Regions from separate parts of the Homo sapiens genome. Here region 1 is linked to region 2. Evidence: read pairs that join two places in POLR2A ChIA-PET (ENCODE). Cell type or tissue: MCF 10A. All regions are shown on one strand. Links, peaks and the distances in the headings refer to the core of each region. The heading gives the core; the rest is flanking DNA. Region 1 has its middle 21 kb from the start of MIR101-1. Region 2 has its middle 18 kb from the start of AK4.

The links. ChIA-PET counts read pairs that join two places held together with the same protein. Peaks named below come from ENCODE experiments on the same cell type or tissue, not always from the same donor. Only the 100,000 strongest peaks of a DNase experiment are listed, where the experiment ranks them.
Region 1: POLR2A ChIA-PET joins it to region 2 with 5 read pairs; 3 of 35 experiments call an interaction of 5 or more read pairs at or near these places.

The regions. Positions count from the first base shown.
Region 1 is chr1:65,075,526-65,084,434 of GRCh38, forward strand. It overlaps the pseudogene LOC100129205. Among named protein-coding and RNA genes, the nearest start is that of MIR101-1, 21 kb to the left of the region's middle. RefSeq lists silencers at 1-50, 71-120. In MCF 10A, for the core only: no CTCF peak of the experiment used is centred there; a DNase peak (open chromatin) is centred at 4,646.
Region 2 is chr1:65,125,406-65,134,314 of GRCh38, forward strand. No RefSeq gene overlaps it. Among named protein-coding and RNA genes, the nearest start is that of AK4, 18 kb to the right of the region's middle. In MCF 10A, for the core only: no CTCF peak of the experiment used is centred there; no DNase peak of the experiment used is centred there.

The sequences.
Region 1 (8,909 bases), core at 463-8,462, 50 kb before region 2:
TGATGTGCCTCCCTTTGGTCTTTGCACGACTGGCTCCCTCTTGTGGTTCAGTCATTCTGTGCTCTCACCCTTTTAACTGCAGAGGACTTAACGTTGTTTTCTTATTACTTTCTTCTATTTATCCACCCAGCTATGTATGCTCTGTGCTCTGCTTTACACTATTAGAATATAAGCTCCATGAGAGCAAGCACCTTGTCAGTAATGTTCATTGTTTTATAGCCACAGCACTTATTTGACTTATTTGGCAGAGTGAAGACAACAAGTATTTGATGGAAGAATGAAGAATGACTAGGACGTGATTATAAGGCCTTCGCCATCCTGTGCATGGTCTTCTACATGTGCTCCTGTTTGTCAGTTTTCTGTTTCTAACCTCCACCAAGAGAAAGAAGATGCTTCCCCAGGGTTAGGGTTACTTGCTAGTCAATCCACTCCAGGTCTCCCTCAAGGCCTTCCAAGGCTCTGGGGAGGAGAACTCAAGGAGAAATTTACCCCAGAGTTACTGAGGCACCAGATGTTTCAGAGGCCAGCCAAAGAGGAAGGAGGTGTCATAAGGGCATAATTGCTTTCCATTTTGTTTTGAATTTTTTTTTTTTTTTTTTTTTGAGACAGGGTCTCGCTTTGTCACCCAGGCTGGAGTGCTGTGGCACAATCATGGCTCAATGCAGCCTCAACCTCCTGGGCACAAGTGATCCTCCCGCCTCATTCCCCCAAGTAGCTGGGACTACAGGCCCATGCCACCCTACTCAGCTAATTTTTGTATTTGTTTGTATTCTTTTGTTCCACCATGTCACCCAGGCTGGTCTTGAATTCCTGGGCTCAAGCAGTCCTCTTGCCTCGGCCTCCCAAAGTGCTGGAATTACAGGCATAAGCAACTATGCGTGGTCTATTTTGCTCATTTCTTACTGGGTTATTTTCTTATTGCCGAATTTTAGAAGTTTTTAATATATTATGGATGCAAGTCCTTCATCAGATGTATGTTTTGCAAATATTGTCATTTCTCAGTGGTGTCTTTTGAAGAGCAGAAGTTTTAATTTTTATAAAGTTTTAACTTGTCAGCTGTGTCTTAGATTGTTCATGCTTTTTCTGTCATGTGCAAGAAATCTGCCTAATCGAAGGCTGCAAAGATTTTGTCCTGTTTTATTCAAGTTGTTGTATATAATGTGAAGTTAAGGTCAAATTTCATCTTTTTGCATGTGGTTATTCAGCTGTTCCAGCACCTTCTGTTGAAAAGACTATTCTTTCCCCACTGAATTATTTGGCACGTTTCTTGAAAATCAATTGAACCAAAGCGTGGGCCGCACAGTGGCTCATGCCTGTAATCCCAGCACTTTGGGAGGACGAGGAGGCCAGATCACCTGAGGTCCAGAGTTCAAGACCAGCATGGCCAACATGGCAAAGCCCGTCTCTACTAAAAAAAAAAATACAAAAATTAGCCAGGTGTGGTGGCACGCATCTGCAATCCCAGCTACTCAGGAGGCTGAGGCAGGAGTATTGCTTGAACCTGGGAGGCAGAGGTTGTAGTGAGCCGAGATTATGCCACGGAACTCCAGCCTAGGTGAGAGTGAGACTCTGTCTCAAAAACAACAACAACAACAACAACAACAAAAGTGTGAAGTCTGCTATTGGACTTTCTAGTCTTCCATTTATCTAAATATCTATTGTTCTGTCTTTATAATGCTTTCTTGATTACTGTGGCATTGTAGTAAGTTTTAGAATCAGGTAAATCCTTCAACTTTTTCTTTATCAAAATTGTTTCACTATTCTGGATTCTTTGCACTTTCATATAAACTTTTTTGCCACATGAAAGTTATTAGCTTATTAATCTTCTTATGAAAAGTCCACACAGTGGCTGCAGATAACGTCATGCAGCATCTTTATTCCTGTGGCTTTTTGCCAGCACCACCATTGGCCTTTGCAGTCCCCCTAACTTTCTTCATTCTGTTCTTGTGTTCTTTTTGAGGTCTTTTCCTTCTCATCCAAGCTATGTCTTGCAAGTCTATGTTTGGCTTCGTTTTTCTTTGCATAATCCAAGGAATCATAAATCACATCAAAGCCGGTTGTCTTGCCACCACCAGAATGAGTTCTGAATCCAAATACATTCCCACCAGCAATATGTGAGTTTCTCCATATGCTGGTCAACACTTGTTCACTTGGTCAATCTTTTTTGTCTTAGCCATTCTAGTAAGTGTATAGTGGTATCTCATTTTGGTTTTAATTTGCATTTTTCTGATGACTTATGATGTTCAGCATCTTTTTAATTTTGAGACAGAGTCTCACTCTGTCGCCCAGGCTGGAGTGCAGTGGTGTGATCTTGGCTCACTGCAACCTCCACCTCCTGGGTTCAAGTGATTCCCATGCCTCAGCCTCCCAAGTAACTGACATCCAGTGTAGCCTTGTACATTTTGGATAGTTTTTCCCAAATTTCTGTGTTGGGTACTGATAACTTTCCAGGGTGAAGGACATCAATGAACATTTGTTCATCTCCCAAATTTGTGTGTTGGGTACTGATAACTTTCCAGGGTGAAGGACATCAATGACGATTTGTTCATCTCAAGGAGTTGGCTGGTCATAAACTTCCTGATTCAAGTAGTTATTGTGTCATTCATGATGGTGATCAATCCTTAGGCAGCCACTTCCATATAAAATTTAGGAATAGCTTGTCAATTTAAAGAAAAAAAGGCTGGACATGGTGGCTCATGCCTGTAATCTCAGCTCTTTGGGAGGCCAAGGCAGGAGGATTGCTTGAGCCCAGTAGTTCAAGACCAGCCTGGGCAATATAGTGAGACCCCTTCTCTAAAAAAAATTTTTTTTTTAATTAGCCAGACATGGTGGTGCACACCTGTAGTCTCAGCTGCTTGGGGGCGCTGAGGTGGGAGGATTGCTTGAGCCTGGTAGTTTGAGACTGGCCTGGGCAATATGGTGAGATCCCTTCTCAAAAAAAAATTTTTTTAATTAGCCGGTCATGGTGGTGCACACCTGTAGTCTCAGGTAGTGGGGGTGCTGAGGTGGGAGGATTGCTTGAGCCCAGGAGTTTGAGACCAGCCTGGACAATATAGTGAGACCTCTTCTCTAAAAAAAAATGTTTTTTAATTAGCCAGTCATGGTGGTGCACAACTGTAATATCAGGTAGTTGGGGGGCTGAGGCGGGAGGATTGCTTGAGCCCACGAAGTTGAGGCTGAAGTGAGCCATGATTGCACCACTGCAGAGAGCAAGACTCTGTCTCAACAACAACAAAAATAGCCTACTAGGATTTTGACAGATATTACATTGAATTTATTTTATTTAGTTTTATTTATTTATTTTTTTAGAGAGAGAGTCTTGCTCTGTCACCTAGGCTGAAGTGCAGTGGCATGATCATATAATATCTCACTGCTACCTCAAACTCCTGGGCTCAAGGGATCCTCCCGCCTCAGCCTCTGTAGTAGCTAGGACTATAGGCACATGCCACTATACCCAGCTAATTTTTTTTTTTTTGGCAGAGACGGGATCTTGCTATGTTGCCCAGGATGGCCTCAAGCAACCTCCAGCCTTGGCCTCCCAAAGTGTTGGGATTACAGGCTTGAGGCACCGCATTCAGCCTACACTGAATTTATACATCAATATTGGGAAATTGTCATCTTAACAATATTGAATCTTCCAACCCATGACATCATATCTCTCCCATTTTATATAAGTCCTTTTAAATTTATCTTAGCAGTGTTTTGTACAAGTTTGCCTTTCTCTCGTCTAATTTAGTCCTAAGTATCTTATTCTTTTGATGCTCATTAAACGGACTTACTAGTTATGATACGTTTTTGTAGATTCTTTGCAGTTTCTTACATACAAGATAATGTTGCTTGAGAATCACAATAGCTTTTAAACTCTTTGCTCACTACATTTCAGTTAAACCTCTCACTCCCTCTAGCACCCAAGACCATAGCCCAAAAATATCCAAATGCTTCCCTTCTAAGGATAGAGTCAGGTGTCCTTAAATTTCTCCTAAAGATGGAATGTTCCACCAACAGCAGTGTTGATCTTCTACTATGGTAGTGTGCTATGTCCATCTCTAGCACAAAGATAAACATGTCACAAGAACCATGCATTCATGCACTCAGGATTCTTTTCCCCTTTGCCCCTGTGACTTGTGTGTATCTTTGCTTCAGTTATTGACCAACCATCCTACAGATGGCTATACTCTTAGATAAGTTTTTGATAAGTTTTCTGTCTGTAGTAATTTTGTCTTTGCTCAAATCTCAGACAGTTCTCTCATAGTTACATCTTGACCACTGGGATATTTTTGGATCCTGATTCTGCCATTCAGCATATTAGTTATCCCAACAAAATTCATGCTTTCTCATATTTGGGCAGTAGATCATAGTCTTTAGCCAAGTAAATTGTGAACAAAAATCTTATAGCAGAGACAGACCACTGTGGCATGGCATTAGAGACCTTCTCTCTGGTTGCCTTTGATCAGCAATTAGTACTCTTTAGGAATGACTGCTCTGCTAATTACACGTGAACTTACCTATGCTTCCTTTCTTCAACTGTAAAATGAGGATAATAATAGTACTCTCCTCACAAGACTGTTGCAAGGATTAGATGACTAAACATATGTAATGAAGTCACAGTAGTACCTACCACAGAGAAGTGCACAAGAAAGTGAGTCATGTTGGGCATCGTGGTTCATGGCTGTAATCCCAGCACTTTGGAAGGTCGAGGTGGGAGGATCGCTTGAGCGCAGGAGTTCAAGACCAGCCTGGGCAACATAGGGAGACTTCATCTCTAAAAAAAAGAAAGAAAGAAAGAAAGAAAGAAAAACAAAAAAAGAAAGAAAATGAGTCATTATTGTTTGGGGAAGAAAGAAAAGACTCTACAGTCAATAGCTTTGGCCTTTATCCTTGCCTTTTCATTTCCTACCTGTGTGCATCCTTAGACAAGTTATTTAACTCTTGTCAGTTTCTTCATCTTAAAATAATTGTAAAAACAGTGTCTTATTCATAAGGTTTTTGTGAGAATTAAATGAAATAATGCAGATAGAGTAACACCATGCACGACACTCAATCAGTATTTGTTGCAATGATAGTTACTGACATTCAACTTGTACACATTTTTATCTCCCCTCCACTGCAATCCTCCTGTCAAATTATTTCCAAAAGCTTGAGGATATTTGGACACATTACATTTATAGCACTTCCCTGATCAACCTACTTGATAACTTAGTAGCCAGTTTAGAGCATTATGGTTAATTTAAGTCATCTTTTATTTATTTATTTTTATTTATTTTTTTGAGACAGATTCTTGCTCTATCGCCCAGGCTGGAGTGCAATGGCGCAATCTTGGCTCACTGCAACCTCTGCCTCCCAGGCTCAAGCAATTCTCCTGCCTCAGCCTCCTAAGCAGCTGGGATTACAGGCACCCTCCACCACACCCAGCTAATTTTTGCATTTTTAATAAAGGTGGGGTTTCACTATGTTGGCCAGGCTGGTCTCGAACTCCTGACCTTGTGATCTGCCCACAGATCATGGCCTCCCAAAGTGCTGGACTATAGATGTGAGCCACCGCACCCGGCTAAGTTCTCTTTTAAAATTCTTCTAAAATTCTAAAATGCAAGCAAAATTCTTATTTAAATGTTTAATTTATATATATATACCCACATATATGTGTGTATATAATGGCTAGAATGTTAATTTTGGGCTCATTTTATGAGACTCTAGACTTGTGTGTTGTATATGCTACATGTAGTGTTTATAAGAGTACTCTGGGGACCAGCCCTTGAAAAATTGTGTTCATTTTATAGGCTGTGAGGCAGTGATTATTCGAAATTATTATGAAGGTATATGTTTGTTTTTATCAGTGCTTCTTCCTTTGATTTATTTGGTGCTGAGAATGTAGCTCAGGAATGCAACCACCAATGACAAAGCCGTTTCTATGAGAAAATAGTCTGCCCCTCAATGATCAATTGTGATACAGAATCTAGGACTCACGGTGGTTGAAGCAGATGCTGCTTACCAAATCACAACACTCCCTTTGTGTAGGAAAAGACATCCCAAATCTTAAAGGTAGGATTTCCACAAAACAAACAATTCAGAAGTTAATGCCTCATAGCAACTAAGAATTAAGACTTGATTTTTTGGTGTAGTTTTTTTCAAAGTACTATATGTCAAATTTTCTAAAAGTATCTGTGTGTGCAACAAAATGTTGCAAGTCAAAACCACTTGGATTTTATTTTCTATCCTTGCACTATTAAAAAGAATTGGGGCACATCGGCTGGGCGCAGTGGCTCACGCCTGTAATCCCAGCACTTTGGGAGGCCGAGGCGGGCGGATCACGAGGTCAGGAGATCGACACCATCCTGGCTAACACGGTGAAACCCCGTCTCTACTGAAAATACAAAAAATTAGCCGGGCGTGGTGGCGGGCGCCTGTAGTCCCAGCCACTCGGGAGGCTGAGGCGGGAGAATGGCGTGAACCCAGGAGGCGGAGCTTGCAGTGAGCGGAGATCCGGCCACTGCACTCCAGCCTGGGCAACAGAGCGAGACTCCGTCTCAAAAAAAAAAAAAAAAAGAATTGGGCCACATTACCTATCAATTTTATTTCTTTTTTTCCCCAAAATGCAGATAATAATTACAAAAGATTAAATGATAAAGTACAGAACATAGTACCTGGCACATGGTAGGTGTTCAATAAATGTTTCCTTCCTTTTTCATTGTCATTGATGGTCCATTACAAAATATATATTAAAGGAAAAGATGCTGAAAGCCTGGTAGATTTGGGTACTTCTATGTCAAAGATACCATTCATGCCCTTTTATAAGTGATTCAAAAAATTAACATATGCCTCAACTTCTACCTTGCAGTGAACTCCCGAAAGGTGGCAACAAATCCTTTTAGAGTTTCTTAGAACAGAGAAAATCCAACTGTGATGCTACAGAATATTGGCTCCTCTGTTGTGTTCTTGGATTTCCTCTCAACAGTTGCTTGCTGTGGTTTCTTAGGTTACAGGTACAATTAGTGAACTAAGGATTTAAGGTATGAGGCTTATTATTATTATTGGCTTTAATGTAACTATGGCTTATGCCTTATTATTTCTGGACTTCAGTCATCACTGTCATTATCAGATCTGCTGATCATCAGTCATTTCAGGGCCAAAAATAACAAAAGCACCAGAAACTGAAATACTGAGGACAATATAATCAACTCTGTTATTCAGGGACTCATTATTTCAATTTAGAATTTGTTCAATTCCGATTCAGAATTTGTTAGAATTTCCCAACTGGATGTGCATTCGAGCGTAACTTTGTTGTGTGAGTAGCAAAATACTTTGCAAAGCAAAATAATGAACAAGATTGCAGGAGGAATTTTCAACCCGCTAAAGAAAACAGTAGGATGAGAACATTGAGAACTCATAGAGGTTTCCATTTACTTAAAGAATTAGAAGCATGCATGTATACACTAAGATATCACGATATATTTGGCTGATCCATTTTCTTCTCTGTCTCCTTCATTAGACTTGGCTTTTTTGAGAATAGGAACAAAGTTCCTGTAAGAGTAGGTTTTTGTACATGTTAGCTAAATTAGTAGGTCCTTTAGTGCTGCGTGGATGGCTTAGGTGTTAATCATATTCATGAGTCTTTACCAAACACTCTCTCTCTCACACACACACACACACACACGCATGCAGGTGCAAAATTCTGTCACTAGGATCCACTGAGCTGGAGTTAGGATTGCAAGAGGTTGTTGGGGATAATTATGCCTATAAAAGATAAAAGTGGGGAAGAAGCAGGATTGTGTAGGAAAAGTCTCAGACCATGATGTGGATCTGAGAATGTCTTGATGACCCTCTGGAAAGTTCTGGAACAAAGATTACTCATTAGAAAAGCCCCACATTAGGCAAAAACGGCCAGGCCCTAGTATCCCTACCATGCTTAGTCATTGGCTGGGGGATGCCCAAGAAGAGCATGACCTCAGCTCAATAGCTAACAAATGGAGGCTATCGGCTAACTGCACTGCTTGCAGCTGAGCAGCAACTTCTTTCTTAAAGGAAGATCTGAGTGATGCACCTCTGTGGTTGCCACAAGTCCCAAGATAATGAACCTCCCTCATAACACAAATTCAGATATGAGGTGATTGACTCTAACTGCCACTTCCAAAAACATCTGCCCACCTCTTCTCTGAGGAAGCATGAACAGAAAGTCTTAGGTGGACAAAAGACAGAGAGCTGTATTACGCTGAGAGTCCCCAGGGTCTGAAAACTTGGTTGACAATAAGAGAATCAGCCAATTGGAGGATTCTGTGTATTGCTACTGTTGAAACCCAGCCAGGGCCAGATGTAGTGGCTCAAGCCTGTAATCCCAGCACTTTGGGAGGCCGAGGCAGAAGGATTGCTTGAGCCCAGGAGTTCAAGACCAGTCTTTGCAACATAGCGAGACCTCTACAAATAATTTTTAAAATTAGCCAGACGTGGTGATACACACCTGTGTCCCCAGCTACTTGGAAGGCTGAGGTGGGTAGATTGCTTTAGCCTGGGTGGTCAAGGCTGCGGTGAGCCATGATCACACTGTACTCCAGCCTGGATGACAGAACAAGACCTCATGTCAAAAAAAAAAAAAAAAAAAAAAAAAAAAAAGAAAGAAAGAAGAAAGGAAAGGAGAAAAGGAAAAAGAAAGGAAATCCAGCCAGCCACAGTTCCCAGAATCATTTTCATGAATATTTAAAGTAGAGAGGACGGTCACTAATAGGAAGTGCTAAACCACAGCCAGGGGAGGGATGGCACCAACTGACTCCCCTCCCAAGTCTTACCCAGCCAGCTGCTCAGGTTTTTCCTGGTTGGTTCAGTAATCTCATAATATCCAGGCCCCACATTTCTTTTTTTTCTTTCTTTCTTTTTTTTCTTTGAGACAGGGCCTCTGTCACCCAGACTGGAGTGCAGTG
Region 2 (8,909 bases), core at 677-8,676:
TGCCTTCATTTCATTATTTATCCAGCAGTCATTCAGGAGCAGGTTGTTCAGTTTCCATGTAGTTGTTCTGTTTTGAGTGAGTTTCTTAATCCCGAGTTCTAGTTTGATTGCACTGTGGTCTGAGAGACAGTTTGTTATAATTTCTGTTCTTTTACATTTGCTGAGGAGCATGCTTTCCTTCCAACTATGTGGTCAATTTTGGAATAAATGCAATGTGGTGCTGAGAATAATGTGTATTCTGTTGATTTGGGGTGGAGAGTCCTGTGGATGTCTATTAGGTCCACTTCGTGTAGAGCTGAGTTCAAAAATTAACAGGTGTGGTGGCGCATGCCTGTAATCCCAGCTACTCAGGAGGCTGAGGCAGGAGAATTGCTTGAACCCAGGAGGCAGAGGTTGCGGTAAGCTGAGATTGTGTGACTGCACTTCAGCCCGGGTGACAGAACGAGACTCTGTTTAAAAAAAAAAAAAAAAAATTAATGCAATCTATCGTCAATTAGATGTACATTGCTGAGGTCTTTTATCTGTTGTAGATTTTTCCCCCTTTTTATTGCATCAGGCATATTACCCTGTAAATTGTGGTAGTGATAGCAGGAATAAAAAATTAAGTAATTTTATTGGGAGCAGAGGACTGCCCAAGTTGACTGAGGAGGGGTAGACTGGCCCAGGTTGGAAACAGAGCAGGTCAAAATTCTCATGCTGATCAGTAGTGGAGTCACACCTGTGAGTAGCCACTGCACTTTGTCCTGGGCAGCAAGCGAGACCCTGTCTCTAAAAAGAGCAAGGAATTTAAAACTTTAAAGAAAAAAAAAAACTCGGCCAGGCGCGGTGGCTCACGCCTGTAATCCCAGCAATTTGGGAGGCCGAGGCGGGTGGAACACGAGGTCAGGAGATCGAGACCATCCTGGCTAACACGGTGAAACCCCGTCTCTACTAAAAATACAAAAAAAAAAAAAAAATTAGCCGGGTGCGGTGGCAGGTGCCTGTAGTCCCAGCTACTCGGGAGGCTGAGGCAGGAGGATGGCGTGAACCTGGGAGCCAGAGCTTGCAGTGAGTGGAGATCGCGCGAGTGCACTCCAACCTGAGTGACAGATCGAGACTCTGTCTCAAAAAAACAAACAAACAAAAAAAAATTGATGCAATGGTTTTAAAAGGTCAATATTTATAATACTCTGGAAACTACAGCCTTTGTAATTACTTAAAATAATGATTAAAATGCAAGATATCAACATAAAAAGGTGCAAGGAGGTGTATATTATACAACATTATTTTAAGGGTATGTGAATAAAAACACATGAAGACCACAGTCATAGAGAAAAGAACATAGGCTTTGGAGTTTGGAGGCTTAGAGGCTGTTTCCTAGCTGTGTGTCCTAAGGCAAGTTACTCTGCCTCTTCAGTTTCAGCCTCTGTGCTATTATTAAAATGGATTTAATAGTAGGAATTGTTAGTGGTCTATCAATTTTGCCAATTAAGCCAAATAATACACATAAAAGAGGCTGAAATATGGTAGATAATAAATATTTCTTCCTTCCTCCTTATAATGCAGTAAGAAGGTATTGATTCATCCACCCAACAGTAATTTTTAGCACCCATGTGTCAGTCACTGTTCTAGGAGCTAGGGATCCAAGGTGAATGAAGCAAGCAGGGTCCCTGGAAGATGGATAAGAGTGGGCACATGGGGCTGGGCGAGGTGGCTCACGCCTGTAATCCCAGCACTTTGGGAGGCTGAGTCGGGTGGATCACGAGGTCAGGAGTTCAAGACCAGCCTGGCCAAGATGGTGAAACCCCATCTCTACTAAAAATATAAAAATTAGCCGGGCATGGTGGTGGGCGCCTGAAATCCCAGCTGCTCGGGAGGCTGAGGCAGAGAATTGCCTGAACCTGGGAGGCGGAGGTTGCAGTGAACCAAGATAGTGCCACTGCACTCCAGCCTGGGCGACAGAGTGAGACTCTGTCTCAAAAAAAAAAAAAAAAAAAGAGTGGGCACATGGAACCAGATTGCCTGGCTGGAATCCCCTCTTTACTAGCTGTATAATCATTGACAACTCACTCAACATGTCTCAGTGTTGTGGTCTGTATGACAGGGATAATAATAGCACCTTGAAGAGTTTGTGTGTTGAGTTGTTAAGGAGTCAGCACCGTGTCTGGCACATGGTATGCACCCGGCACATGTGAACTATTCATGTTATTCTTCATGATGCTTACATCTGAGGTGGGGAGAAGGGCGTGAGAATATTTGTCTGCATCTTACCTGAGGTTTAGAGAGGTTAAGTAAACTGCATCTAAACTGAGGTTTAGAGAGGTTAAGTAAACTGCCTCTCAAGTCAAATAAATAGGAAGGGTGGAGGTGACACTTTGTCCTCTGTCCCAACGGACTTCAAGGCCTGCACTATTTCTGCCATGCTGAGCAGGCTATTTCATGACAGTTCTTCTCTCTCTTTTTTTTTTTTTCAAATTGAGATGGGGTCTCGCTCTGTCGCCCAGGCTGGAGTGCAGTGGCACGATCTCAGCTAACTGCAATCTCTGCTGCCTGGGTTCAAACAATTCTTGTGACTCAGCCTCCCAAGTAACCGGGATTACAGGCGCCCACCACCACACCCAGCTAAATTTTTTTGTATTTTTAGTAGAGACGGGGTTTTGCCATATTGGCCAGGCTGTTCTTGAACTCCTGACCTCAGGTGAACTGCCTGCCTCAGCCTCCCAAAGTGCTGGGATTACATGTGTAAGCCACCACACCCGGCCAACAGTTATTCTGTAGGACATTTCCCGTTGCAACATTCTATTGGTAGGAGAAGGAGTTTTTTTATAAAAAGGTTTTCGGCCAGGCGCGGTGGCTCACGCTTGTAATCCCAGCACTTTGGGAGGCCGAGGCGGGCAGATCACAAGGTCAGGAGATCGAGACCATCCTGGCTAATACGGTGAAACCCTGTCTCTACTAAAAATACAAAAAAATTAGCCGGGCACGGTAGCCGGCGCCTGTAGTCCCAGCTACTCGGGAGGCTGAGGCAGGAGAATGGCGTGAACCCGGGAGGCGGAGCTTGCAGTGAGCCCAGATAGCGCCACTGCAGTCTGGCCTGGGTGAAAGAGCAAGACTCATCTCAAAAAAAAAAAGTTTTCAATGGAGGACTTACAAAAATCCAGAAACACAATTTATAAGCCCCCAGAGCTCTTCATGATCTCAGATCTGTACACTGAAAAGTCTAGTTTCTTTCCTTTTGGGTAAAACAGAGCATCTGTCAGACTGTCACAAGTCATCTGGAAGAATTCAGAATTTCAGAATTAGACCCAGGAAACATGTAATGCATGGAGGTGGTGATTGCCTTACATTCAATATAATATAAACTGGTCTTTGCTTTAAGTTTTGAGGCTATGCCATGCTCCAGACACTTTCCTAAGTGATGAGGTTATCAGGTCAAATACAACAGTCTCTGCCTTTTTACAGTTAGTGCGGAGTTCCACACAGGAGACAAACCTCAGCATAATCCTAGACAGTGACAAGATGAGAAACCAGCAGGAGGAATCCTGAGAAGGAAGTCATTAACTTAGCTGTAAGCCAGGTGGGACCTCCGAGGAGTGACCTGTAAGCTGGACCATGAGGGATGAGCAGGCCCTCTTTAGCCTGATGTATTAGTCCGTTCTCATGCTGCTAATAAAGACATACCAGAGACTGGGTAATTTATAAAGGAAAGAGGTTTAATTGACTCATAGTTCAGCATGGCTAGGGAGGCCTCAGGAAACTTACAATCATGGCAGAAGGAGAAGCAAACACCTCCTTCTTCATATGGTGGCAGCAAGGAGAATTGCAGAGCGAAGTCAGGAGGAAAGCCCCTTATAAAACCATCAGATCTTGTGAGAACACATTCACTATCACAAGAACAGCAGCATGGGGGCAGCTACCCCCATGATTCAATTACCTCCCACTGGGTCCCTTCCGTGACACTTGGGGATTATGGGAACTCCAATCAAGATGAGATCTGAGGCTGGGCGTGGTGGCTCACACCTGTAATCCTAACACTTTGGGAGGCCAAGGCGGGTGGATCACCTGAGGTCAGGAGTTCAAAACCAGCCTGGCCAACATTGTGAAATCTCATCTTTACTAAAAATACAAAAATTAGCTGGGTATGATGGCAGGTGCCTGTAATCCCAGCTACTCGGGAGGCTGAGGCAAGAGAATTGCTTAATCCCGGGGGATGGAGGTTGCAGAGAGCCAAGATCACGCCACTTCACTCCATCCTGGGCGAAGGAGCAAAACTCTGTCCAGAAAGGATGATATTTGGGTAGGAACACAACCAAACCATATCACCAGAGAAGAGGAAGAAGAGGATCCTGGGCCTGAACAAATATCTGAAGGTCTAAGAAGGAAAGAGAGGCAGGAGGGGCTGAGATACTCTGGGCGGGAGGGAACACTGTGGTGAGGCAAGAGGGTGAAGCTCCATGAAGGCAGGGATCCTTACTCACCCGGATGCCTAAAATGGTGCCCGGGTTGTTGCTGTTGGCTAATTGAATGCTAAAATCCTACCTCTTCCCCCAGAGATTCTGTCTCAGTTGGTCTGGGATAGGGCTGTGGCAATGGTATATTTTAAAAGCTCTCCGGGTTATTCTGATGTACTTCCAGGTTTGGTACCACTGGACTAAATGAATGACCTGAACCCGTGGAGATGAGAAAAAAAAATGTTTTTTTGAGACAGGGTTTTGCTCTGTCACCCAGGCTGAGTGCAGTGGTACAATCTCAGCTCACTGCAACCTTGGTCTCAGGTCTCAAGTGATTCTCCTGTCTTAGCCTCCTGAATAGCTGAGATAACAGGCATGTGCCACCACACTTGGCTAATTTTTGTATTTTTTTTTTTTTGATGGGGTTTCACCATGTTGCCCAGGATGGTCTCAAACTCCTGGGCTCAAGCAATCTGCCTGACTTAGCCTCCCAAAGTGTTGTGATTATAGGTGACAGCCACCGTGCCCGGCCAAGAAATTTTCTTTATAGTTTTCTGTGGGTCAGAAGCCCTTCTCCTTGAAAAGACCTCAGATGATGGTATGTGGTATTTTCCTATTTTATGGAGCTTTGGGGTGGGAATGTAAACTGCCAAGGATTTGTTTGCTCTTGCCTTTAATCCCAGCATTTTGGGAGGCCAAGGCAGGAGGCTCGCCTGAGGCAAGCAGTTTGAGACCAGCCTGGGCAACATGAAGAGACCTCCATCTCTACCAAAAAAAAATTAGCCAGGTATAATGGTGCATGCCTGTGGTCCCAGCTACTTGGGAGGCTGAGGTGGGAGGATCTGCTTGAACCTGGGAGGATGAGGCTGCAGTAAACGATGATCATGCTACTGCCCTCCAGCCTGGGCAACAGAGCAAGACCCTGTCTCGAAAAAAAAAATCTGGCAAGTATAGTTAAAATATTAATGGTAGAATCTAGCTAATGGGTATACAGTTGAGTATATAAATATTTTTCAACTGATATATTTTTAAATTTTTTCTTTTTCTTTTTGTTTTTGAAACAGGGTCACACTCTGTAGCCCAGGCTGGAGTGCAATGGTACCGTTGAACTCCTGGGCTCAAGCCCTCCTCCTACTTCAGCCTCCCAAGTAGCTGGGACTACAGGAGCCTGCCACCACTCTTGGCTAATTTTTTAAATTTTTTATAGAAATGGGGTCTTGCTATATTGCCCAGGCTGGTCTTGAAATCCTGCCCTCAAGCAATCCTCCCACCTCTGCCTCCCAAAGCATTGGGATTATAGGTATCAACTATCACGCCTGGCAGAAATTTTTCTTAATAAAATGGGGGAAAAAATTAGCTTGAGCCAAGGATAAAACACACTAACTGAGTCTAAATGAGAAATTGATAGAAACCTGAGTGTCATTTAGACCAGCATTCTACAAGGAGGCAGACAGAAGGACGAGAGCCTTTCCAGGTAGAAAGGCCAGTGGTGCTGGGAGCTGTGTATTGGTCTGCTTAGCTAGAGCAGAAATGGGGGACTTTGCTGACAGAGGCCAAGATACTGATTCAGCTGGGTTCAAGTGACCTTGGATAATTGGACTGATGTCTCTGCACCTTAGTTTCTTCATCTCTTAAATAGGAGTCACATTAACAGTCATTGTAAGTACCAAACTCAAAGAGCTGTTGTGAGGATCAAATGATATATCAAATAGTTTTCGAAGACAGATGGAGGGATTTTCCAAGAGATATGATGACACAGATGATTTGAAGGGAGTCAGTTTCTGGATTTCCATTTCCATATGTAATTCTGCTAGAAAGAATTAATCTGAGAAAATGCTGAGTGTTGAGGTGTTATGCCAGTTGTCCTTTTCAGCTCACCTTTCCTAATCACTCATACCCCGTTTGGTAAAATAAAAAGGCATACTTGTCCCTATCTTGTTATGGTACCTTACATTAGGTGTAAAAACTTCCAGGCTGGGCGCAGTGGCTCACACCTGTAATCCCAGCACTTTGGGAGGCCAAGGAGGGTGGATCACCTGAGGTCGGGAGTTTGAGACCAGCCTGACCAACATGAAGAAACCCCGTCTCTACTAAAAATACAAAATTAGCCAGGCATGGTGGTGCACGCTTGTAATCCCAGCTACTCAGGAGGCTGAGGCAGGAGAAACGCTTGAACCTGGGAGGCAGAGGTTGCAGTGAGCCAAGATCGCGGCATTGCACTCCAGCCTGGGCAACAAGAGTCAAACTCCATCTCAAAAAAACAAACAAACACAAAAAAACTTCCAGGGTTCCAAAGAGATTATTCAAGATACTAGAGGAGGTGAAAGCTCTTTGAATGTGGGCAACATGCACTCAAAGCAGGGCTGGCATTTTTTTTCTGATTTAACACATGCCCTGTGAAGGAAGAAGTATGGCCTCTGGAATGGACTATTTTGGCCCCTGTTGGAATGTTCTAAATTCAGTTACACTGTAGAGTGGACTAGGGATAGGATGACAATTTTTCTTTAACAAACTCAGCCTTTCTATCCCCTGACTGTTGTCGAAGAACTATCACTTCTGATAGGGGGCTTTTTGACAGCCAAAAAAAAAAAAAAAGGTGTCAGGGGTGGGAAAGATAGATAAAAAATATTGAAGAGAATAACAATTTCATTTAGGAGCAAATTCTTAGCAGGGCTGTCTCTCTCTCTCCTATCTCTCTCTCTCTCTCTGAATTCAGAAATGAAATGTTTGTCATGGGGATGTGTCTTTTTTTTTTTTTGACACAGAGTCTCGCTCTGTTGCCCAGGCTGGAGTGCCATGGTGCAATCTCAGCTCACTGCAACCTCCACCTCCTGGGTTCAAGCGATTTCCAGCTAATTTTTGTATTTTTAGTAGAGACAAGGCTTCACCATGTTGGCCAGTTCGTCTCGAACTCCTGATCTCACATGATCCGCCTGCCTCAGCCTCCCAAAGTACTAGAATTACAGGTGTGAGTCACTGTGCTCCTCAGTGGAGATGTGTCTTTATTTTATTTTATTTTATTTTATTTTTGAGACGGAGTCTCGCTCTGTCGCCCAGCCTGGAGTGCAGTGGTGCGATCTTGGCTCACTGCAAGCTCCACCTCCCGGGTTCACGCCATTCTCCTCTTTAGCCTCCCCAGTAGCTGGGACTACAGGTGCCCACGACCACGCCCGGCTAATTTTTTGTATTTTTTTAGTAGAGATGGGGTTTCACTGTGTTAGCCAGGATGGTCTCGATCTGCTGACCTGGTGATCCGCCCACCTTGGCCTCCCAAAGGGAGATGTGTCTTAATCTGTTTATTTGAATAGAAAAATGTAGTCACATTTTTACTGACCAAAAAAAAGTTTTACTTGGCCCCTTGGTTTGACAGTGAAGGCTGACTTTGCTAGTTAGGTAATAGGTGGACATTTTTCATAAATCAAATGAGCTAAAAATATAGCACTGAGATTTTGAATAAAATATATTTAAATCACATGATGAGAGAGAAATGCTTCATCAAAATTTTTATTACACAAGGTATTTTGAAATTAATATTTTCGGCCAGGCGCGGTGGCTCATGCCTGTAATCCCAGCACTTTGGGAGGCCGAGGCAGGCGGATCATCTGAGGTCGGGAGTTCAAGACCAGCCTGACCAACATGGAGAAACCCCGTCTCTACTAAAAATACAAAAAATTAGCCAGGCATGGTGGCACATGCCTGTAATCCCAGTTACTCAGGAAGGCTGAGGCAGGAGAATCGCTTGAATCCGGAAGGCGGAGGTTGCAGTGAGGCGAGATTGCGCCACTGCACTCCAGCCTGGGCAACATGAGCGAAACTTGGTCTCAAAAAAAAAAAAAAAAAGAAAGAAAGAAATTAATATTTTCATTTTCTAACCCTTTCTGAATATATCAGGTTAATCAAAATGTTTCTAGGTAGAAAAATAATAGGTGTAATTTAATAATCATTTGATAATTCTGGAGAGAGTCTTTTTGGCAAATGTTTCAGAAACTGAGAAAGTGAATGACTCTCATGACTGGACAGCAAACCCTTTTCTAAGTCAGATGTTTTTGGGAAGAATCAAGTTTTAGCCAATAGATCACTAAACAATGCATTTATTTATTTATTTAGAGATGGAGTTTCAATCTTGTTGCTCAGGCTGGAGTACAATGGTGCAATCTCAGCTCACCACAACCTCTGCCTCTCTGGTTCAAGCAATTCTCCTGCCTCAGCCTCCCGAATAGCTGGGACTACAGGCGTGCACCACCATGCCTGGCTAATTTTGTATTTTTAGTAGAGAGAGGGTTTCTCCATGTTGGTCAGGCTGGTCTCGAACTCCCAGCCTCATGTGATTCGCACTCTTCAGCCTCCCAAAGTGCTGGGATTACGGGCGTGAACCACTGCAGCTGGCCTAAACAATGCATTTTAATGATAGATCACTCTGCGATTTTTGGAATACAATTTGGAAGGACTTCAAAGAGTTTAATGACATTACTGTAAGAA